Linked DNA regions of Mus musculus: region 1 is linked to region 2. Evidence: chromatin loops called from intact Hi-C (ENCODE). Cell type or tissue: left cerebral cortex. All regions are shown on one strand. Links, peaks and the distances in the headings refer to the core of each region. The heading gives the core; the rest is flanking DNA. Region 1 holds the start of Fbxw7 (F-box and WD-40 domain protein 7). Region 2 holds the start of Gm40079 (a long non-coding RNA gene).

What was found. Hi-C counts contacts between places; a loop is a spot of excess contacts. Peaks named below come from ENCODE experiments on the same cell type or tissue, not always from the same donor. Only the 100,000 strongest peaks of a DNase experiment are listed, where the experiment ranks them.
Region 1: it touches region 2 in a loop (2.0-fold over the local background); 2 of 42 quality-filtered maps call a loop at or near these places.

Annotation. Positions count from the first base shown.
Region 1 is chr3:84,811,204-84,823,448 of GRCm38, reverse strand. Fbxw7 (F-box and WD-40 domain protein 7) reads right to left here and starts at 7,872. Exons shown (of 14, transcript NM_001177773.1): 1 at 7,680-7,872. Gm35486 (predicted gene, 35486) reads left to right here and starts at 9,016. Exons shown (of 1, transcript NR_165832.1): 1 at 9,016-12,245. In left cerebral cortex, for the core only: CTCF peaks have their summits at 5,016 and 8,959; DNase peaks (open chromatin) are centred at 7,681 and 8,944; H3K4me3 peaks cover 2,750 bases; H3K27ac peaks cover 1,684 bases.
Region 2 is chr3:84,738,192-84,750,436 of GRCm38, reverse strand. It overlaps Gm40079 (a long non-coding RNA gene), which reads right to left and starts at 5,443. Exons shown (of 3, transcript XR_867395.2): 1 at 5,212-5,443; 2 at 5,040-5,107. In left cerebral cortex, for the core only: a CTCF peak has its summit at 4,836 (motif pointing left); a DNase peak (open chromatin) is centred at 4,574; H3K4me3 peaks cover 487 bases.

The DNA of each region.
Region 1 (12,245 bases), core at 1,915-9,914, 73 kb before region 2:
AAGTCTTACAGCACAGAAAAAAAGTATTTATCATATTATACCAGTACACAGATACACAAACAGGGAGGGAAAAAGAACTAGCTCTTTCCAAAGCCACCCAAATTTCTAGTAGTTGTTCTTCTTCAGGTGGAAGCAAAGGGCAGAGGCCACAAATTAGCAGCAGAGCACACAGGACCTACCTGACTGAAGCACAGCTATGCTTTAGGAGAAAGAACAAATAATAATAGCTCATCTCTTGAGCATTTCCACCTACACACAAGGAAGATATACAACACAAATATTGCTTCTCATCTTCTCTTTTTTAAGCTTACTCTATTAGAGAAATTGAGTGTACTTAAAAAACGTAAAGGAACATTTTATAAAACTTTTCTTTTAAATTAATCATTCTACTGTCCCAGGGCTCAGTGAGAATTGCAAATGTTTCTCAAGGATTTCACAATCTCAAAATGTCTTAGGAATAATTTTAACTATATTTATATGTAAACATGTAATTACTAGAATATGTATAAATGTCATATGCACTTAGGAAACATACTCCATTTGCATACATGAAAGGTATTACAGAAACTATCAGTGAGGTAACATCAGAAAACTGCAAAAAAATCTAATTGTCTATTTTCAAGCCTACCAGAGAATGATTTTATACTAAATGAGAAGAGTCTCAAAATAGAAATATGTGATGGCAAGAGTTCACTATTTGAAAACAAATGTACTCATCTATTTGCAATGGTAATGAACACACACCAAAAAGCTCACCATTCCTGGTCTACTAAGTGTTGCCAAAGTAAAATATTTCTACTTGAAATCCCTGCAGACATGAGAGTGCCAGTGTCATTTAACTTCATCACCCATCTTTTGATAAAATTATTTTTAAAAGCAAAATGTTTAAAGTAAGATTTTTAAAAGACCAAAATAAAACCAGGCATAGTTATAGATCCCTATAATCTCAACACTCCAGAAGATGAGGCAGCAGTATCTCACACTGAAAAGCAGCCTGGGCAGGAAAGACTGTCTCACAGAATTGCATATGCATACAAACTAAAGAGCCTACACCCCACCCCCAAAAAGAAAAGTATTGTCAGATTATATCATCTTTTATTCAAAGAGCAAAACAGAAACTAAAGTATCTACTATATACACAGAATAAACAGTTCCATGTGAGTTCTATGTCTACAGACTCAACCAACCAAATTGAAAAATATCCAGAAAAAAAAGTATAACCTAATAGATTTTTGTTGTTGTTGTTGTTGTTATCCCTCCACAACACAGCATAACAACTGCTAATGTGCTACTTTATTGTATTATAACAATTATTAAACACTTTATTATATTTATTACAAGTAATTTAGAGGTGAATTTTAAAGTACACAGAAAGAGGTATGTAGATATACATGTGTGTATATACATATATATGTTTATATATATAAGCATGTTATATGTAAATACTTTTATTACATTATTTATGGCAGGGTTGGCACACTATACACTGCATATATGAAGGCCAGAGGACAACTTTCAAGAGTAAGTTATCTCCTTCCATCATGTCCATGGTAGGGATGTCTGAGGGATGAAACTCAGGTTCTCAGACATGATGTCAAGCTGTCTCACTAATTCCTTTAAATATTTCTTTATTTTACATAAGAGACTTAAACATCCTCAGATTTTGGTATCTGCAGGGGTCCTATACAGAGGGATCACTATAGTTAATACAGTTCTGAAACTAACTAAAAAGGGATCACTATTGCACTGTATTATACAAAAAAAAAAAAAAAAAATTGCAGTACCATGAAACAAAGTTTGTAAAACCAGGGTAAATATACTAGCATCTAATACAGGTTTCTGTTGACATATGAAACGAAAGTTTTAACATTAAGCCAACATTAAACATTTCACTAAGTGAATAGCTAGTTCTTTCTAGGTAGTACATTTATTTGTCTATATTAGTCTTAAAGATAGCAATGTTGTTTAAAGTATACATTCAAGTGGTTTAGGTAATTTAAGATTTAACAACAAAATGAAAATTCTGTACTGAATTCTTCACACTGATTTAGTATGAGATTATGATTTTAAGAGGTAGAAGCATTAAACCTTAACTTTCCTTGAGTCTGACTTAACATCTTTGTCTGATTCAAAACAACTTAAATGCCTTTTTACTTTCACATTAAAAGCAAATGCTTTATACTTTGTTTTGAGAACCTTTCAAAAGTAAGCTTATACCATAGAGAGATGCAGCTCAGTGGGAGAATGCTTGATTAGCAGGCCTCGAGCTTCTCGGGGCTCCTATCCCTGTAGCAGTGGGGTAGAAAGTTAACTTCTTCCTTAACAGATTCTTTTAGCCATAATACAAAACAAGTGTATCCCTACATACCAATGTGATGGTTTGAATGAGAATGGCCCCCACTGGCTCACATATTTGAATGGTCTCCAGTTGGTGAACTGCTTTGAAAAGGCAAGGAGGTGTGTCACTGGGGTAAGCTTTCAGTTTCAAAAGCCCACACCAGACCCAGTCTCTCCTGCTTGTGGGTCAGATGTGAGCTCTCAGCTACTTCTCCAGTGTTATGCCTGCTCACCCACAATGATGACCAAGGGCTCACCCTCTGAAACTGTAAGCAAAATTAAGTGCTTTTTTTTTTCAGTAAGTTGCCTTGGTCACATATTTGTGACAGAAATAGAAAAGTAACTAAGACATCAATTATGGCACCTTCTGGTAAGATGAAGGTCTCTATTTTTCAGATCTATTTACAGAACATCAAGTCTCTGCTTCTTGATCCATAATTCTCATTACTATAAAGGCAAATCATCATTACAATGGCAGTCCAGAGAAGCACATCTCATCTAGAAAACAAAATCCACCTGAAATGGCCAATCTGGCTTTCTAGTATAACTAGCTTACACTAGTAGATGCTGGTAGATTTAGCTGTCCTCTGCCAGGGAGCTATAAACCTCCGCCTACAGGCCAAATCCCATCTACTTCTTGTTTTTATGCATGAGATCTGACTGGAACAGTTATAACACACTTCCATATTATCTACAGCTGTTTTCACATGGCAGAAACAGCTGAAAGTTGTGACACAGTATGCTGACCCACACAGAAAGGTTGCCAACCCATTCTTTACGTCGTCCCACAAGACTTTTCAAAGAATCATTTTCAAAGTATATCTAAATGAACTGCTGATAACTCACACAGACTCTGGAGTCCTCTGGTACTAAGACACACAAAGATACAAAACTTCCAGCCTCTCATATAAATAGCATAACTATCAAGGCAAAGAATATTGATGTTACCATTCTCCATCAGAATCCCGCCATATTAGTAAATCACGTTAATCCTAAAAGGCTGTCTTTTAAATACACTTAAGCATGTCTTCACCCATGGAAGAAATGGGCCAAGTAGCAAAAGACCCCTATATTGCAGATATTCCAATCCCTATCTACTCACCCTAAAATAATTGTAGACCCACATCCTTGTTTAAAAATATCTATTCCAAGAGATTACTGCCAACTGGATGCTCTCTTAAGAAGCCAAAGAAAAACAATGAATTCAAACAAAGGATCATAATGATTACGTGTTTTTATTCACAATCTTTTATCCTTATCAAAGCCAATACCAAAAGCTAACCATAAAGATGCCTGAATAGTCTTTTTTGTTCGTTTTGTTGTTGTTGTTTTGTTTGTTTTTTTCAAGACCAGGTTTAGCTGTGTTGCTTTGGCTGTCCTGTAACTCACTCTGTAGACTAGGCTGGCCTTGAACTCAGAGCTACCTGGGTCAGATTAAAAGGCATGTGCCATCATTATCTAGCTTGGGTTTGTTTGTTTGTTTGTGTTGTTTAAATATTCCTAAATTGTAGGCTCTTTTTAAGTTTATACAAAAAAGTATCCCTAATACTTCTGTACCAACACAGGGATGTCCCCCCTAAACACACATTGTAGGGACACAAAGATGCACATTTCTGAAGTAAGAGAAACAGCCTTCCCTTTCATCAATGTTTAGCCCCACTTCATTAGTATTAAGACCAAGCTTAAGATTATAATAATGAGCCAGGCAGTGGTGGCGCACACCTTTAATCCCAGCACTCAGGAGGCAGAGGCAGGCGTATTTCTGAGTTCGAGGCCAGTCTGGTCTACAGAGTGAGTTCCAGGACAGCCAGGGCTACACAGAGAAACCCTGTCTCGGGGAAAAAAATTATAAAATGCAGGGAAACTGTAATGGCCTTCCATTTTATTTATAAGTTCCCTAACAAGGTCCTATGTTTTCTGAACTTATCTATCTCAGGATCTAAATGTGCTATTGAAAACCTTTAACTACTTCTAAAACAGAATCCCATGTCCTGGGACTGAATGGTCATTATGTTACAGACTGCTCCTCTTTCCAACTGTCATTCCCACTCACCTGCGAAGCTGATCTTCTGGGGACTGTCTCTCCTTTTGATAGCTGTGCTTATACCAACACAAATCTGCTTCAGGTCCCAAAATTTTAAATTCATTTTTCAGCTCTTAATTTCGTATCAGTAATCTCAGAAATATAAAGGCTTAAAAATGACTCCCATCTACCTACACTGTCAGCATATTACTCAAACTATTTTGCAGTCTTGAAAGCTGCACGGGGTAGGTCCTAAGGATGTAGCTCAGTTGGTAAAGTACCCGCCTAGCATGCACAAAGGCCTAGGTTCCATCCCCAGCACTACAAAACAAGAAATGGCAGCACACACTAGTACATTTAGCATTCAGGAAGTCCAAGCAGGGTGGTTACAAGTTAAAAGGTACACAACAAGTTCAAGGTCAGCCTGGCACAAGAGACAGAGACAAAAGAAGAGAAAGAAAGTGGAAAAAGTTTTAAAGAGAGAGGGAGGAAAAGAAAAACAATGAGCTAACACATGAACTGTACAGATACCTAGCTCTTAACCCCAAATTCAACATCCAAAGCAAAGCCTGCTACCCTGTTTCTGATTTACTCATAAGAAACTAGCATCATGCTAAAAAACATTCAAAACATTTCCTTTTTCGTGTCTCCTTCTGTGCTGCCCCCTAGATGACCATAATATAAAAATGTTAGTCTCCTAATGAAACAAAATCCTAAAGCCAGTATAATGTCTGTCCTAAAATATAATTTCTCCCAATATCCTGAAACTACCTTCTTTGGAACACTGTTTTCAAATTCTCTTATACAAGCACAAACTGACCTTAACTCTAGTCAGGAACTTCCCTCCCTCAGTAGGCATTCCTACCAAGCTAACTTCCTAATTAGATCTCATCTTTTACTTATTCTGACGCTAAGCCCTTAACATTTTGTTTGTGTATGTTCTTTTCTTCCTGAAAGAGCCTTTCCAAGATTTGGCTCAGACACTCCAATTATTCCTGGGTCATCCAAAATCAGTATTTCCCTAATAAAAATGTGCAACTGCATTCCCTGACACAGAGTGATCTTATGAGTAATAATGGTAATATATGTCCCCTTTCCTACATTTTTAAGAAATGTATTTCTTTTTACTGCTACTACACTACTACTACTACTACTACTACTACTACTACTACTACTGCTACTACTACTGCTACTACTACTGCTACTACTACTACAACTGTACTACCACCACATGTCCACACATACGACACAGGTCAGAGAACAACTCTGTATGGTTAGTTTCTCTGTCCACCTGTGGTTCTGGGCATTAGACAGACTCCACGTCCTTAGACTTGCAACAAGCAGCTTTACCCACAGAGCCTTCCCACCAGTTCAACCTTTCCTAAAGTTTTGTGCAATTTGTAGTTGGTTGTCTCTGTCACCCTCAAAAGACTGAAAATAGCAAATGTCTTGTTATTACTACATTCAGTAAAGTACTTCCATAATTTAAAACCAATTTACACACAAAGCAGGTCCTCTGATTAGATGCAGTACAAACTCAAAGTACCACTCTCCTCCTTTCCAAGAAGCAAACTATTAAAGTCTAAGTTTCTCAAATATCATCTTTTTCAAAACTGGAATATATGACTTTATCAGGGTAGCAAAGTAAGGTTAGCAGATCCAAAAACACGTTTTATTCTAAATCTAAAGTTAAATTTACCATTCAATATTTTCATACTAATTCCCACTTAAGCAAAATTTAAAGTGTCTCATGAAATCATATGAAGAACAAAGTATCTAACAAAAAAAAAAAAAAAAAAAAAAGGCTAGGAGATCCAAAAAGAGGGCAAAGTTATCCAAAGAAATGAGGGTTGGGGGAGGGAGCTACTCAAAAAAGCTGTGACGTGGCTGGCAGTCAGGGCACATACCTTTTAATCCCAGTCAGCACTCAGGAGGCAGAGGCAGGTGCATATCTGTGAACACTAGGCCAGCCTGATATACAGAGATAGTTCCAGGACAGCCAAGGTAACATAGAAAAACAGTCTTGAAGAAAAGAAAAGTTGGGACAGATGATAGTAGAGATTAAACAAAATCTATAAAAGCAAGGTAAGGTAAATTCACAGTGTTTTAGCATTCCTCAAACAAACTGTATCCTGAAAGATTGAGAAGGCTGGTCAAAGAGAAATACATTGCTATATAATGCAGAATGATAAACTTGGAGGTTCATTATTTAAAAAGAGGAGGGGAGAACAGGTCCCAAACATGAAATGTGAAAAACTTTCAAACAAATTTAATCATGACCCTCAATGGAGAAATTAAGATGGATGGATGGGTAGATAAATTGATACTCCCAAGTTTCTAGTCATTTCTACAGAGCATCTTTATTCTGCCCACATTTAGCTGTCTGGATAGACCAGAATTCCAGTCTTAAACTACTACCTATGTTCCTTGCTACATGAAATCCTACAGTACGTTAAGCCTTAGGATGGTCAGCTTAACCTACATATGTGAGCATTACTTTTCTATACCTCTAATTTAACACTCAGAGTGCTAAATGTTTTCCTAAAAGAGTATAAAGTCTCAAGGTCGACAAGTAGAGCCAAATAAAAACAGCTGCATGCATGCCCTTCCAGTCCCTAGTAGAAACCTAGTAAAAATGTGCTACCACTTAAAACATATTACTCCCTCTCTCCCTCAACACAGAGAGAGAGAGAGAGAGAGAGAGAGAGAGAGAGAGAGCGCTGCAGCAACTTTTACGAAATGGTAATTTATTAAGTGCTCTCCCTGAAATAAGTTTCAGTGGGTTGTGCATCTTAGGAACTCGGATTTTCCTGAGCCAACTGAAACATGCAAGCACCCTACACATCGGACTCTGTAGACCTGGGAAATAAAGCGTTGGGGGCACCAAACTCCCCTATGCACTAAAATGAAATCTGGTCTTCCCATCCAAGGCAACTTCAAAAACAATAGTTAGGAAAGGAAAAAAAAAAATTAAGGGTTGATTCAAGTGATTCCCACGTGGGAATCCATGGGAGTTTCCCTGAAACAAAAACCACTGCCAGAATAAGGTTGCCAGGAAAAGGCATGGGACAGAGCTGGCCATAGGCTTTCTCAGTTTAGTGTCCAAAAAGGTGCAAGTGTCCACTCTGGAGACACAGCTGCTCTAAGAAAAAACTCCGAGTACTTGCATTACTCCTGCAAACTGACACTTTCTCCTATTGGTAGAAAGGAAAGGTTTCCACTGCCAACCCTCCCGAGGAACAGCCGAACTCCAGCATCAAAGCACCCACCCGCTCCCACTTGTCACCTTATAATGTCCCCCTCCCCCGGGTCCACTCACGCTTCAGAGTCGAGCGGTGGCGCTGACAATGTGGCTGGCTCCCTTCCTCCTTCGGGCTGAGGCGGGCAGCTGCGGAAGGCTGGCTAGGCGCGGAACTGAGGAAGAAGCGGTGCTAGCGTCGCTCCACCAAGCAGCTACCCGGGTCTCTTCCGCGCTGCTGGGATAGAGGCGGCGGTGGCGGCCCCGCTCGCTCACCGCTTTTTCTCTTCCTGGGTCCCTGCAGACTGTGGTGGCTTCAGCCCGTCCTGGGCCACTTGTCCCGGGACAGTCACGATCAGAAAGCTCGAAGATTTTGTTTGGGTAAAGTTTCCTCTGGGCGGAGGCTGCAGCCGGCCCCCCAGGTTCCCCCCCGGCCCCACCGCCCTGGGGGGCTGGGGCGGGGAGGGGGCGCCGAGAACTCCTGGAGTCCCGCCGAGGAGCCGGGGTGCGGCGGCAGGCCCAAAGAGAAGCCCCCCCAGAGGGGGTGGAGGGGAGGGGAGGGGAAGGAGAGGACAGCGGCGCCGGGGCCGCTCACCACGCCGCCGCGGCCGTTTCACATCGGGGTCCCCGCCCCCCCGGCCCGGAGGTGGCTCCTGGGCTGGGGGCCGGGGTTCATACACTCCGCTATGGGATGCTACGGCCCCGGGCGGCTGGTGTGGACAGCGGCAAGGCTGGGGACCCGGCGGGCTCGGATCGGCGCCGCCCCCGCTCCCGGCTCCCGCATGTGTCGCGGCGGCCGGGACCCCCTCCCTACACCTCGGGGGGTCCTTCGTCCCACAGTCCGGGACGAGGCAGAAAGCCCAGCCCCTCGCGGGCGTCCTCTCCCGGCTGAGCAGCTACGAGTCCCGACCCGCGGCAGCCGCCTCCCTGCCCCCCGGCCGCGGGCTCCGGCTCGGGCTCGGGCTCGGGCTCCGGCTCCGGCTCCGGCTGGGGCTCCGGCTTCGGCGTGTGCAGCAGCCGCTGCCGGCCGGGAATGTAAGGGGGGGAGCCGACGGCGGCCGCGGCTCCCGATGGCCCGGGCTGCGGCAAAGGTCTTGGCGGCGGCCAGTGCACGGATGCCGGGTCTCTCGGATGCTCGCTCACTCACTCGCTCTCACGCTCTCCCCGGCGGCGGCGGCAGCGCCCGAAGCTCAGCTTCTGTCTCTCTCTCGCTCTGTGCGGGGCTCTCGCCTCACTCCACAGAGGGGCGGGAGGAGAGTGGCGCCCAGCGATGACGTAAGTCGCCTAGCAACCGCTCTCCTCCCCCTCCCTTCCCCTTCCTCTCTGCGCCTTCCTCTCCGGGCCTCTTCTCCCCATCTCCAGCCACCCCGCCCTGGGAGGCTGCGGCGCGTTCTGATGACGCACCAAGGGAAGAGGAAGTCGCGATCTGCGAGCGGGTGGGTGCGCCTCGGGCCGCGGGACTGCTGCTGCTGCTGCTGCTGCTGCTGCTACCGCCGCCGCTGCCGCCGCCGCCTCTACGGCCGCGTCAGAACTGAAGAGAGGAAGGGGAGGAGCCCAGGCGAGCCTAAGCTACCGCCTGATCTTACCCCTGACCCTAGGGCGGCGCGGAGAGGGAGCTCTGTCGCCGTTCCCTCCGGGGCAGGTGCGGACTGCTCCTCTGGGAATGAGGAGGCCCGGGATCGGGCTAGGGCGCGCAACACCCGAAGGTGAGGCTTTTGGCCCGGAGCAGATCCTGGAACCGAGAGACGGCTGGAAAAGTTAACCTACAGCCAGTGGCTGCACCTGCTCCCGGGAGCGAACGTCCCACCCTTCCCTTGGCGTGGGGTGAAACCTTGCGCCGCATTGTGTGTAGTAGTGCACTACGAAGGTTTGATGAGTGAATGAATGAATTAATGCCTCTAGCACAGCAATAGCGGGACTCAGAGGTGATAGTGGAAGCGCACGCGTTTTGTAAGTTGAAGCGTAGAAACAAGTTGTACTACATCTCCCTCCTCACCCCCACCCGCCCCCTGCCACGAAAGAAAAAGGATGCCGTTTCTTCAGAGTCGCAACTTCAGAGTTTTGTGGGAAAGGAGGCGAATTGGCAGGACTGGGGAACAGGGCTGAAAGAGAATCAACATCTAGGATATTATTTAGGGGATTTCTATGTTTTCAAGGGGCGAATGTAGTCGAGCCCCCTTTTAAAAGTAATTCTTGCTTGTTTGGATTTTTTGGAGCTTTTTAGATTTTGTCAACAGAGTGCCCCTTAACCATCTTCAAAAGAGTTTGGCGCCTCTCAGGTCTTTCTTCAAAGCGCTCTCGCGCGCTCTCTCTCTCTCTCTCTCTCTCTCTCTCTCTCTCTCTCGTGTGTGTGTGTGTGTGTGTGTGTGTGTGTGTGTGTGTGTGTTGTGGGGAGTATGTTATTAATAAATCTATTGGGCCGTTTGTCCTACAGATTCTGGGCTAGGAAATGTTTAAGGAAAAACTCATGAAATGTAAGCTGTGGTTCTCTAATAAAAGAATTTTCGAGATAAAAGAACTACAGCGCTCAGAAATCTGTTACGAACTTACTTGCCCTCCTTAGTGGTGTGACAGTGAGATTAAAGCAGCAGCAAAGATGAAGGGAAACAGTTGTGTGGCTGGACCCCGTCCCTCTGGAAGCTACAGCGATGGCTATCATAAGTGCTTCGGGTCTCTCCACCCTTCTTGGGAGATTGGACCAAACATGCTCTGTCCGCATTTAAGAAGCAAGCCCAGGTTTATGCCACGGCTGCTACCACTTCGTGCAAAGTAGATCAAGAAAATGCCTATGTTGATAAATCAAGGGTTCATTTTTGTTCAAAGGCTACAAAAACAAGAGTGAGTGAAGGGAAGAGGAGGATGCCACAAAAGCAAGGAGAGACAAGTTGCACCAGGTCCTTCTGAAATCCCAGGAGTCATATAACTTGCCCTAAGTACCCTGGGTTTGACTGTCTACAGACAAGATCCATTCACAGGCTGTATTCAATAAGATTCACAGGGAATCAGATCAATTAATAAACAGTAGGCCAGCATGGCTCCAACCTAATCCTTTTGTTGAACTCTCTTCCTTACAGTAGGAAGTAAAGAAATAAAATACAGGTGTATAGGGGTTTGGGAAGCTGAGCACCTCAGAGTCAGAGCTGTGCAGCCAAGGATGCTTTCGGAGGAGTGCACCATGCAGAGTGTCAGATCATCGCTGAGGGTCAGAGTGGCACTCACAAGAGCCCTGAGCAGCCTGCTCAGGAATTAAACTTACTGAGTAAGGTCATTCACGTCCCTGTCCTGCCTGGTAACAGGAGCAAGCAGCTGTTCTACAACTGGCTGCTGGAGAGGACAAAATTCCTACCTCTCCAGTTTGTTCTATATCCTTTCAGATCCTTGTGTTGTCTGTGAATCTAGAGGAGAGATATATCCGTTTAATCATATTTCTGAAAAGTAAGTCAGAAAAACTTATTTCAGGTAACCCAGTTCTTCTCCTGACTCACCAGTTTATCACCAAGATCTGTATACTGTGTTAAAGTGGGACAAAGGGATCTCTGTGTAAGGTTTATAACTTTTCCCTTGAAAGGGAGCTTGACGGACAGTGTTGGTGCATGCCTTTAATCCCAGCACTCGGAAGGCAGAGGCAGGCGGATTTCTGAGTTCGAGGCCAGCCTGGTCTACAGAGTGAGTTCCAGGACAACCAGAGCTACACAGAGAAACCCTGTGTCAAAAAAAAAAAAAAAAGGAAAAAGAAAGGGAGCTTGTTTGAGAAACTACTCAATGTTTTATTATCCCACATCACTGGTTTCTACTGTCAAACTATATAACAGATTAACAGGCAAAATTTCTAAAAACACACTATAGCATATCAGTTCATTTTAAGCATTATTGTGAAATATACTTTAAACATGTAAGACAATTGTGTGGTGTAATTATCAAAGAAACTACCATGTAAGCAGTCAAACAGGCCAATAAATGGAGTTTGCTAATCCTCCAAAGCCCTGTAATGGCCTTCCTAAACAAGTCTCCCTTCTGGGAGAGTGGACATTCCCTGGCATTTGTGGTACTCGTTTCCTTGCGTCCGTCATTGTTCTGTCACAGGTGTTCCTCCCTAAGCAGTACATTGTTTAGTTTTTCCCTTTCTTGTGAATGTTCTATAGAGGGAATGATAATGTGTAATCTGTTATGCTTACCATATTTGCTCAACCTGACTGTAATCCATATGTTGTTCGGGTTCGTATAGCTGTAATTTGTTCCCTTTAATTTATGAATATTCAGTGTTCCATTGTAACAATATATAACAGTTTGTTTAGCCGTGTTGCTGATAGGAGTCTGGGTTCAGTTCTAGGCTGTTAGAAATACTGTTGAAATTTTCCTAAGACTTTAATCCATCTCATCTACATAAATTTCTGTATACTGTGTACTTGGGATTGTATGTCATAAGCTTGAATAAATCATGCTGCGTGTCGTCTAACATTCTAGGTCACATTTGCTACATGCATGCCATTGCTCCACACCTCACAACGCTTGGCAAGAACTCAGTCTTCAAATCCTGCTGAGTGTTGAGCAGAACTCACTTCAGTGTTAACTTAGGTTCCCCCTGTTATTGACTCTGTTGAGGGCCTTCTTTCTAGAGGAACAGAACTTAAAGAAGGGGGCTTTATT
Region 2 (12,245 bases), core at 1,443-9,442:
ACAGTAGCAAAATCACAGTTATGAAGTAGCAACCAAATAATTTTATGATTTGGGGGTCACCACAATATGAGGAACTGTATCAAAGGGTCACAGCATTAGGAAGGTTGAGAACCACTGGCCTATGACAGCCATCTGGCCTTTGTGAGTTTCCATCCACATTCTCTGTGAGAAGCCCACATCAGTGGTGTTTCTCGGAGCACTTCCCTCAGTGGGAAGAGGGCCTTGTATCCATCTCTGTGGGCTTCACGTCATGCTTGTGGGAACTGATCCTAATGGCATACAGGAGCGTCTGATCCTGAGGGGGGAGGCTGAAGAGGTAGAGAAGGACAATGGAGGTCTCACCCTTTAACGATTTCTTTATTTTTCTCTTTCACTTCTTCCAAATTACGTACTCTCCTGAAGAACGGTGGCTGAGGCAGCAGCTCAGGTAGCCTCTCTCCCTAGGACTGCTCTCCCTGGCAAGACTGAGAATCTCACCTGGGCTGAAGCCTCCTTCCAAGAAAGCCACAGCCAGCTTGCAAGGGTCGGAGGCTGCTCGGCTCTGCTTGCTCTCCTAATACCCTGTACTTAAATCTAATGCTTTCCAAGTCAAAGCTCATGCTGACTTCGCCAAGAAACCATCTCAGAATCTCACATTCCCTCTGCCCACCAAGGCACTAATCTCTGTCTCTCTATTCTCTCTCTCTCTCTCTCTCTCTCTCTCTCTCTCTCTCTCTCTCTCTGTCTGTCTCTCTCTCTCACATGTTCTTATGTGCCAAGTGTGTGTGTGCTCACAAATGTCAGGTGTTTTCTTTAATTGTTTCCCACCCTACACCTTTTTTTTTTTGGAGACAGGGTTGCTCAAGCAGGTTGAGCCTGATTGGTCTGGTCGAGCTTGCCAGCAAACCTCAGGGATTTTCCTCGTCCTCTGTGCACTGGGATTGTAGGTGCACACTACCACAGCACTGGCATTTCTGTGGCTGTTGGGGATCAAACTCGGGTCCCCGTGCTTCTGCAGTAAGCACTTTTCCTACTGAGTCATCTCCCCAGCCCAGTATCTTTCTGCCCCTCCTTGATTGTGGTTTCCTCAAAGGAGGAGCTAAATCTTTTTTGCCACAAAACCCCCATCGTTTTTGCTGGTTGAGTGTTAAGTTGTTTGAAGAACATTATGCTCACCAGGCTTCTAGCAAACAAACACAACTGGGGTTAGTGGAAATGAATTTCTGCTTGTGTTGTTTAGTGTGCACAGAGCACATCCTAAGTATTTTTAAGTGCACTCAGTGAGATGTGCTTCGTGAGCTACACAACTGACCATTAAAAGGGTGCGGGCAAATGTTTTTACTGTGTGTTTTTATTGGGAAGCCCTCTGAGCAATCTAACTTTAGAGTATTTTCTTTCTAAAAGAAGTTCTATCCCCCGATTAATAATACTGTCCATTCCAGCCAACCTACCCCTAACCTACTCTGGACCTGTACAGATTAATCTGCTTGTCCAACATTTCACAGAAATGGAAACATACAATATATGATCTTCATGATTTAAATTTCATGCTGATGAAACAGTCTGAGATTTGTCTTTTGAAGAGGTCAGCTCCTTTAAATCAATCTTTGGCAAAATCCACTGTAGGAGGGAAAGATCATCAATCAGGCAGGAAGAACACTGCCTGACCTTTCTGAGGACGTTTGTGTTTTAAGGTGGAATAACAACACCATCGCACAAATAAATGGCTCCTGTTTAAAAAGCAAACGTTTGGGGAGAATACAAAGCATGACACTGGACAGCTGCCCTCTCCCAGGCTGACTCTCACCGATGGACTCTTCTGGTCTCTCCACATGCCCTGTGTGGAGAATTATCAAGTTCTTGGAGCAGGCCTAATGCACCTTCTCTTGTTCATAGAATGGGGGACAGCTTTTCTAAGAATTAAATCCATCCTCTTTTAGGCAAATAACCACAAACCTTCATGACCAGTATTATGCTTAAATTTCTCTCCAACTGGGATGTGACTTAGAGTCTGCTAGCCTGCCGACAGCTATGCAGAAGTTGCCACTCATGGGCGTGCACTACTTCTGCAAGTTCCCGGGTCATTTACCAGTCCATCTGCATGTGGATCCTGTGATTTGACACCACCCTTCTATACAACCCATTGCACCAGACATCCTGGAGGATCATATGATCTGAAACTAAGTCACAGCCATGAGATAGTGCAGCTTCAGGGTAAAAGGCCGTTCAGAAGACACAGCGTCTGCATGCTAAAAAGCTTTAGGAATAGGTTTCCACTCCCAGACATGAGTTCCCTTCTACAAAGTGGGTCTTAAGGGCAAACAGACAGCTGTTGATTACCCCGAAGATATTAGTACCACCATTACACTACTGGGATCAAACTGCTAATTGCTTTATTGCCGTTTCACATATTTTATAGCTGGGTAGGACCCTGGCTAAGTTTTCTCCCTTGGAACGCTGCACAGCACTTCTGACACTATGAGAGCTTCTAGGTCAGTACCAGTTTGATTTCTTGAAGTCTGGTGAGCAAAGAGTGTGTTGTCATCGGCAATAAGATCTTACCCCCAAGCCTGGCAGCCAACCAAGAGCAATGGCAATAGCCTGTATCATTTTGAGGGGTCTCAAGAACATGGACACGAATCTGTGACTGGAGAGACCGCACACATGTCCTAGAGGAGAACTTACTACTGCTATCATAGTCTTGCTAAGTGGATATAGCACCCAACCATCTTCCCAATGTTTACCCTCATACCCTGTAAGTGCACCTCTTGCCCCTCATCAAAGCATCCCCTTTTGCAGCAGATGAAGGCTACTACAGAAAGCCACAGCTAGTTAATATGCAGAGGATAACTCCTCCCCTAAATAGGATATCTATAACACAACTCCAATATCCCAAGACTCATGGAACACCATGGAAGAGGAGATGGAAAAGTTACAAGGGCCAGAGCCATGGAGGACTTCTATGAAACAGTCTTCTCATTTGACAGGAATGTTGCTTCCATGAACTGTCAACAGGTATGGTGACCAGCACAAGGCCATAGCAGTCAACATTCTAGCATGGATGGGGAAGGGTTCACAAGGCCTCAGCTATAGGCAATTGAGGGCTCCTGGGGGAGGGGGTGTCAGTTTTCTTCAAGGATGAGCCCCTCCAAAAAAGATTGCTCACTTCCCAGTGGCTAGCCCCAACCTATGTGCATATAGGCAACTCCAATTGGACTTAATGTTTATGTATGAAAGATAATTATAGAAGAGGACATGAATTTGAAAGGGGGCTAGGGTGTATGGGAAAAGTTGGAGGACAAGGGGCAAATATGATAAAAATTCATTGTACTTGTATATGAAATTCTTAAAATGTGTATATAGATAAATAAAAATTAGAAGTTTTAGGAATGTCCTAGATCCAAATTTCCTTATTTTTCCCTTTTTCTTTTCTTTCTTTTTTTTTTTTTTTTTTTTTTTAGGATGTATTTATTTTATATATGTGAGTACACTGTTTCTGTCTTCAGACACACCAGAAGAGGTCACCATATTCCATTACAGATGGTTGTGAGCCACCATGTGGTTGCTGGGAATTGAACTCAGGACCTTTGGTAAAGCAGTAAATGCTCTTAGCCGCTGAGCCATCTCTCCAGCCCCAGCTTTTCCTTTTCGATGTAGCTCCAGCTCTCCAGAAACTCTCTATGTAGAACAGGCTGGCCTTGACCTCACAGAGCTCTGCCTGTCTGTCTCCAGGTGTGTGCCACCACGCTCAGCTCAATTTTTCTTTCTTTTTATGTATGAACAGGAGTGAAGCATGAGGTGAGATGGCTCAGTTGTTGAAAGGTCCTCTGTTCTTCCAGAGGACCTGAGCTTAGTTCCCTACACCCACACTGGGGAGCACAACTGCATGTAACTCCAGTCCCAATGGACCTACCACCATCTTCCGAACTCCTGGGGTACCTGTTAACACATGGCACACACACACATGCATTCACACATGAATAAAAATGAATTTTTTTTAAGTGAAATGCAATTTTAAAAATCCATGACTAGGCTCAAAAGAGCATCCCAGGACCGATGACAAATTAAGAAGCCCTGAGTTCAAGCTTACTTGGCAGGAATCTGTGTCTGTCTTCATGGGCGCATTTAAAAAAAATAATAAAGGATACTTTTTATGCTTAAATTTTGCATCTTAAGGCCAGCAAATCCCTGCTGTGTTGTCTCATTCTACATCCCCTGGGAATCTGAGGAGGAAGAAACCAAGCAGGGATCTCGGAGATCCGAGCCAGGAAAGCTCAAAAGATGAGCCCCAGTTGAAGAACCGCTAAGGGGACATCTCACACCTGGTGCTTGTATTGCGAACAGCAACAACAGACGCCACGACAGAGACAAGCAAGCTGGGGTACAGAAGATTCTAGTGGGATTCCTTTTTCCGAACGCTGGCAAGCAGCCCGGAGACAGCTCTACAAGCTCCCGGAATCCGCTGGAGGATTGCAGAACTCTATAAACTATACGCTGACATCACCCTTGTCTGGGCAGAGACAGGAGCAGCGGCTGCCCAAGAAGGGCTTTTCAGCATCCCTAATGAAGCAATCACCATAAACCAGAGTGAGAGAGGGAGTGTGTTCACCCTGGCTCCTCCACCCAGGAGTTCCACGTCCCAGCCACCAATTAACTTTAGAGTTCCATCTGCCTTTTCTGCCAAGCTCTCCCATAAAGGAATTTATCACCTTCTGTTCTGCTTTTCTTCCCAAATGTGAATCAGAAGTGCGCAGCACTGTTTAAAAAGGCACTTTCAGCAAATCTGATTGCTCTCCAAGCACCTTCACACAGAACTAGCAAGCTCTTCTGCCCGCCCTCTCGTGGCTTTATTAACGATGCTGCCTCAAAGCTGGCTGTTACACTGAGCCAATAAGAAGCCCTTGTTTCCGAGGCGAGACAGGCACTCTTCTTAGGGACTCTTATCTCCTTTCTGAGTCCTCAAAGCAATCCCTCAAGATCCTTGCCCTTACTTCTCCCGTGTTCCAGATGGAGAAACTGAGGCATAGTCTGAGTTAAGAAACAGACCCAAAGTCACTCACCTCCAGGCAAAGAAGTTGGGGTGGTAGACCCAGGCTAGTGGCCCTCGTGTGAGCTTTGCAGTGCTCGGCTGTGAAGAGAGCAAATTCTGCGCTATAATTTTACTTTGCTTTATTCTTAGTGAAGAACGGGAAGCCCCCACCCACCACCACCACCCCTTACAGGTTTTATCACCTTTAAAAGCTGTCATTTGGTGTAATAAGGAGTCAATCAGAGAAGCCATGGTTGAAATGGAACCAGGCACTGCCCTTATTGGTCCTTCTTCCTGTCCTTGGGGACTGGGGAAGGGAACTAGGGTACGATGTGGGCGTTGGAATCACAGCTGGGAAACCTCTACCTAAATGCCTCTTGCTATTGATGAGTTACCCAGGACCTCAGAGAAACATCTGGGTTCCCCAGGCTTCCAGCTTGTCAGGGCCAGAGCTCTGTTCAGGGGCAGGCTCTGGAGACACGCCTCTGCTCGCTTCTGCTGGGCTCGCTGGCCCTGGCCCTGGCTCTGGCCCTGGCCCAGCCCGCTGCCTCCGCATGTCAGTTAGCGCCTGCAACTCTGTCTTAATGAGGACAAACAAATGTGCTCATCGCAACTGAGCTCAAGTGTGAATGAGGTGATGGGGTGCACGCCCCTGCCGCGCTGCCCCTGCTCAGGGGATCTAGGACAACAGTGCTCAGCTTTGTACACACGCCTCTGGAGAACCGAGGCAGGTCTCGGGAAGGACCCGTAGCGTCTCTGTACGTGAAAAATCAAGTCTCAACGTCAAGAGGATTTTCTGTCCAGCTATTAGCTCGTCCTCTGGGGTTGTTCCATCGCCTATTCCTCTAACCTACAATAAGGTCTCGAAAATCCAAACCACCTGAGAGTATCTGAAAGGCTCCTTCAAGTTGGTATTAGCTTTTTGTGAGAGCATAAACCCCTGGCTTCTGCCTGGCTCACTTTGTGTGCAGGGGGCACACAAAGTGGCATTGTTTGGAAAGTATTGCGGCTTTAAAATGAATCTGTGTGTACTATCCCTCGAAGCAGGCTCTATCAAGACTTTTTCAGAGGGCTCCAACCAGACCCGCCGAAGTGATCCCAGAGTAACAGTCCCTATAATTACGGCTCTGCCGTGTCTGAGTTCACGAAGAAACGGCCTTTTGATTGCAACACTTGGCTTTGTGTTAACTAAAGCTTTACCACCTGACACGGAGTTTAACAACTTTTTCATAACTCAGGCTGCACTCGAGAAAATTCTAGGCAGACTTGCCTGTGTTTCTGGCCTTGCCTGATGGTGTTCTGGTAACTTGGAGAGTGCGATACTGTGTAGAACAGGCGAGTAGGGAGGATACGGTTTTTGCTCAATGATAATTTTTAAAACGTCCAGTTTCCTCTGAGCTTTCTATTTAGGCCCAAGTACAATTACAGTTCTGTGTCTCTGGGTATCTTCTGATATATGTGCCTTTGCCTTTGTAGACTTGGCCAAGTTATTTATACTCACATTGAGTTTCTCTCTGGAAATAATGGCAGGTCAGTTATTAAGAACCTGGATTCTCCCTTGCTCTGACCATAGACAGAGAGCACCCCACATTGTAGGGGAAAGAACTGCACATATAACAAACAATGCGGGCACAGAAGGAAGACCACTCTGCTTTGTGTGAAGGTGGTTATCTTCCTGGCCCTCGCTCAGCTTGGGAGTTCGGCTCTAGGTTCTCATGTATGATAAGAGCTCTCAGGCCCAGGTCTCACCCAATTCTTAACGACCCGTCATCTGGGGCATTGTCTTTTTTTTGCATTTTTATTAGATATTGTCTTCATTTACATTTCAAATGCTATCCCCAAAGCCCCCTATACCTCCCCCCACCACCACGCCCTGCTCCCCAACCCACCCACTCTGGCTTCCTGGCCCTGGCATTCCCCTGTACTGGGGCATATATATGATCTTTGCAATACCAAGGGCCTCTCCTCCCACTGATGTCCGAGTAGGCCATCCTCTGCTACATATGTAACTAGAGACAAAAGGTCTGGGGGCGGGGTACTGGTTAGTTCATATTGTTGTTCCTCATATAGGGTTGCAGACCCCTTTAGCTCCTTGGATACTTTCTCTAGCTCCTCCATTAGGGGCCCTGTGTTCCATCCAATAGATGACTGTGAGCATCCACTTTGTATTTGCCAGACATTGGCATATCCTCACAAGAGAGAGTTATGTCAGGGTCCTGTCAGCAAAATCTTTCTGCCTCACACCAGTCAGAATGGCTAAAAATTCAGGTGACAGCAGATGCTGGCGAGGAAGTGGAGAAAGAGGAACACTCCTCCATTGTTGGTGAGATTGCAAGCTGGTACAACCACTCTGGAAATCAGTCTGGTGGTTCCTCAGAAAATTGGACATAGTACTACCGGAGGATCCAGCAATACCTCTCCTGGGCATATATCCAGAAGATGTTCCAACTGGTAAGAAGGACTGTTCATAGCAGCCTTATTTATAATAGCTAGAAGCTGGAAAGAACCCAGATGCCCCTCAACAGAGGAATGGATACAGAAAATGTGGTACATTTAGACAATGGAGTACTACTCAGCTATTAAAAAGAATGAATTTATGAAGTTCTTAGGCAAATGGATGGATTTGGAGGATATCATCCTGAGTGAGGTAATCCAATCACAAAAGAACACACATGATATGCACTCACTGATAAGTGGATATTAGCCCAGAAACGAAATACCCAAGATACAATTTGCAAAACACATGAAACTCAAGAAGAAGGAAGACCAAAGTGTGGATACTTCGCTCCTTCTTAGAATGGGGAACAAAATACCAATGAAAGGAGTTACAGAGACAAAGTTCGGAGCTGAGATGGAAGGAAAGATCATCCAGAGACTGCCCCACCCAGGGATCCATCCCATATACAACCACCAAACCCAGACACTGGGGCATTGTCTTATATTAATGGAAATAGCTTACTCAGCTCTGTTGCCAGGGTGAAATACCTGAGGTAATCAGCTTAATAGAAAAAAATCTCATAGTTCTGGTCCTTAACTACTTGTTCCTATCATTTTAGGCCTATGATAGTTCCGTACGTCATGGTTTGGAATGTTGATTAAGGAGGCTTCTCCACCTCATGGTAGCCAGAGCTACTGCACCTGATGGTGCATTCCATAATCCCAGCACTCAAGAGAGAGAGAGAGGCAGGGGACTCTGCATCAAAACCAAAACCAAAACAGAACAAAAATCTCCTGCTAGCCAGGAAGCAAATAGGGAGAAAGAACGGGTTGAGTCCCCAAACTTCCTTTAAGAGGACAGGCCCAGTGACCTAAGTGTCTTTCACTGCCAGGCGTGTCCAACCTATGACCCACAGGATGCATGAAGTCAAGGATAGCTATGATCAGCTAGGTGTGGTGGCACTTGCTTTTAGACCCAAGACCACGGGGGAAGCAGAGGCACGTGACTCTCTGTTAGTTCCAGGCCAGAACCTGGTCTACACAATAAGTTCTAGAACAGCCAGGGCTATGTGGAGAGATCCCATCTCCAAAACGAAACAATAGCTATGAATGTCCACCCAACACAAAATAACAACCTGACTTAAAGCAGGAGAGTTTTTAACAATTGTTTGTAACTCACTTGCACCCTTTTCCTATATGAACCCGGAGACTTTGTCAGTACCGTGCGACCATGCATTGAAATGTCAAAAGATTTAGAGTGACTTAAGAGACTACATCCTCCCTCTAAAGGTTCTGTCTCCTGCCCAAAGCATCATGGGCTGGCAGGCAAACCTCTAATGCCCAGGCCTTTAAGGAATAGTCTAGATGGAAGCAACAGAGTTGGAATTCAGCCATACAGAGATCACCCACCTAGTGAGCACACAGCCCTGCACTGTTTTTCCCCCACTGTTGGGGGGGGGGGAAGGTGGGAATCCAAATGAAAGCAGCAACCAAGTATGAAAAAATTAGAAATGCCACCACTTTAAAAGTATTCTACTTACAATAAACCCTAGTAGAGTGGTCTTTTTCCCTCCAGGGATTTTTTTTTTAATACAGTCACTGTGCAGTGTGCTCATGAATAGTAACTCCCCCCCCCCAAAAAAAACATGTTGCATGACCCAAGAGTTATTTGAAAAAGATCCATGGGTTTTCTGTTGTATTTATCCTGTCAAAGAACAGTTATTCTTGTTGGTTTAACCTGTTGTGCATTAACCAAAAAGGTAGTTGAAACATTTTCGCAATATGTTGTAATCTACTGACTTGATTGATGCAAACATTCTTTTCTTTGGTTAAAACATCTCAATTCCAGAAGCCAGTTTGAAGGGCAAAATGGGCAACAATGATTCTTGGGATAAATGAGATGGATTGGAGCTTGGGAAGCCCACCAAGTGCTGTTTGAAGAACATACAGTCCATGTGGAGTAAATTCACTTCTCTTATGCCCTTATTGAACGCCTTGACATCAAGCTGGCAGGGGACAAGGGTCTCTGTACCAGTTAATGCCAGCCTGACCACTGTCAGTGATAGGATCTCTTTAGACTAGAGAGCCAGATCTGGGCAGATCCAGCAGGCATATAACCAACGTGTGGAGGTGGACCCTTGACATTTTGAGGGGAACTGGACTGAAAATTAATGGGGGTGTTTGTCTTCCAAAGCTTGTGTCCCGCCAGAGCTCAGTTCTTCCTGAAAACATTCCCACACATACCTGGCATGGTAATGAGACAGATCACTATCTCAGAGTGTGAAGTACCAGGGTGACAAATGGTTAAAACACACACACACAAGACAAAAGAGATAGGTCACATTACACTTAGGTCAGGTTGATATTGTATTTTCACATGCTTCTTAAGCCATTTTACATACACAAAGAGCATTTCCCTTTGGGTGAACTGACACCCTCTCAATATGGCAAAGCTGGAAATAAGGAAGAATCACAACAGGTTAAATATGCTTGGAGCTACAGTTTACTGTGTGCAGATGCCCGTCGTGAGTAGCTTGTAAAATCAGCCACTGTGACCAGTCCCGCGCTGTCTCTGCTGATTTTACAGATACTTAGCAATGCGGCTGCCTCTCCAAGGGCAGGCTCCAGCCTGACGTTTGCACAGCCAGCAGAAATCATTTCTTGTGGGAGATAGAATTTCGTCGTTTAGCAATATTCCATCACTGAAAGCTGCACCCTCAGCCGCACACGCTGTCTATTACAGGGGGAGGTGGCTGCCCTTCCCCAGTCTGCTTCCCTTCAAATTAGGAGGCAGCCAGCAGGTAAATCAATGCCTTTTATACAGGATAGCAGGGCAGATGCTATAGGGCTCTTTAGTGGGAATATTTATCATTTGAGGTGGGTCACAAGGTTTTTACAAGATTTATTTATTTTTCTTGATTATCAGAGGGAGTCATGTTCAACAACAAAAACATTCTGAAAGAATTAAGAAAATCTGGAAAAATATTTATTTCAGTTATTCAAAGATAATCACTTTGACTTTCTAGTGAGATCTGTACCTTCATTTTTTTTCCTTTTGGTTTTTCGAGACAGAGTTTTTCTGTGTAGCCCTGGCTGTCCTGGAACTCACCCTGTAGACCAGGCTGGCCTGGAACTCAAAAATCCACTTGCCTCTGCCCCCAAGCGCTAGGATTAAAGGTGTCACCACTGCCTGGCAGATCTGTACCTTCTTATACAGCTGATGTACCACACAGCTGGTTCCTCGCCTGATTTTATATTACAGATATTGCACATTCAGCTGCCTTCTTTTGTGGTTTAACTGATATTTTTCTTTTGTGTTTGTGGATTTTTTAAGTATATGTAAGTGTGCCTGAAATGGCATGTTCATGAGTGTGTGTAGATACAGAGATAGATAGATAGATAGATAGATAGATAGATAGATAGATAGATAGATAGATAGATAGATAGATAGACAGTTGAATAGATATATGTACACACACATTGTGGCACTAAAAAATGGTGTTGTAGGTTAATCAGAAAACACACTGCTGTGCTTGTTGGTTGTATGCCATCTGTCAGCAGCATTCTCGAAGCAGTTCTTTTTGATATGAAGGTAGGAAGCTCTAGAGAGCAGACCATGAGATGAAAAGAACCACAGCATCTTCTCCCTCCTCCAGATTTTCATCCCTCCTCTGCTGTCCCTCCTCCTTTGTGATAGTTAATATTGGCTTTTAGCTTGGCTTATTAGCGATGCTTAGCAAATGGACAAGGCACACCTCCGGGTGTGCCTGGGAGGGTGTATCCACAGTGAACTGAATATAGAGGGCATACCTAGAAGGCAGCTCTATCATCCAACAGACATGCACCAGGACTGCATTTCTTCGTAAGGTTAAATACTATACCATTGTGTGGAAAAACTACATTTTGTTGATCCATTCAGCTGTTGTTGGGCACTTATGCTATTCTACTTTTTAGCTTTTGTGACTGACACTTCGAGATTAGTATGCAACAGCTGTGGCTTTTCCCAAGGTCACAAACCCTGTCCAATATCCGTTCCTGTGCATCTGCCCGCAGTTGGTTCCAATGAGCCGTTCTTTTCTATGACCCTTTAGGACCAGGCTGGTGGTTGCTATCTAGTCTTGCTAACTTGAGGCATAGCACCACTCCGTGCAGGTCTCTCCACGCCTTTGTAAACTCCTCATTCTGAATGTGCTGTCTATCTGGATTGTGACTGTCATCCAGACTTTGCTGTAAACTACACTTTCAGTCTGAAACAGGGAGTACCACTTCAGATGCACTTGGGAACATGGCCTGTGCACTCCCCTCCACAGACAATGACAAGCACCAGCAAGTTCAAAACAACTCAGATGACCAGGATCACTGCCCTTTGAAAATGTTGGTAGCAAATGCACCGCTGCTTCTTCAACTCCATGACTCCTGGGCACAGAGGCAAGGTGTAGCGTTCGGTCTGTTTTAAGAACTTGGGTCAACACTTTTCAACGGAAGCTGATGCAACAGTATTTGAAAATTAATCACAGGTCATTGAATCACTTTCTACATGGACTTTGCTTCATATTGTGATGTCTTCAAAAAGCCATCAGGCTTGTAGGAAGAATAGAGAAAAACTCTCATAGACATAGATTTTTCTTCTGAGCTTTCAATGTCTTGTTCATTTTTTCTCCGGATGTAATTTTATTCTACCCAGATCTTTTAACAGTTAAGATTCTATAGTAGCATAAAAGGCTGAGGTTAGGACTAGACCCAGTTCAGAAAGTGCTTGCCATATCAACATGAGAACCTGACTTCCCCCTTAGAGCTCACA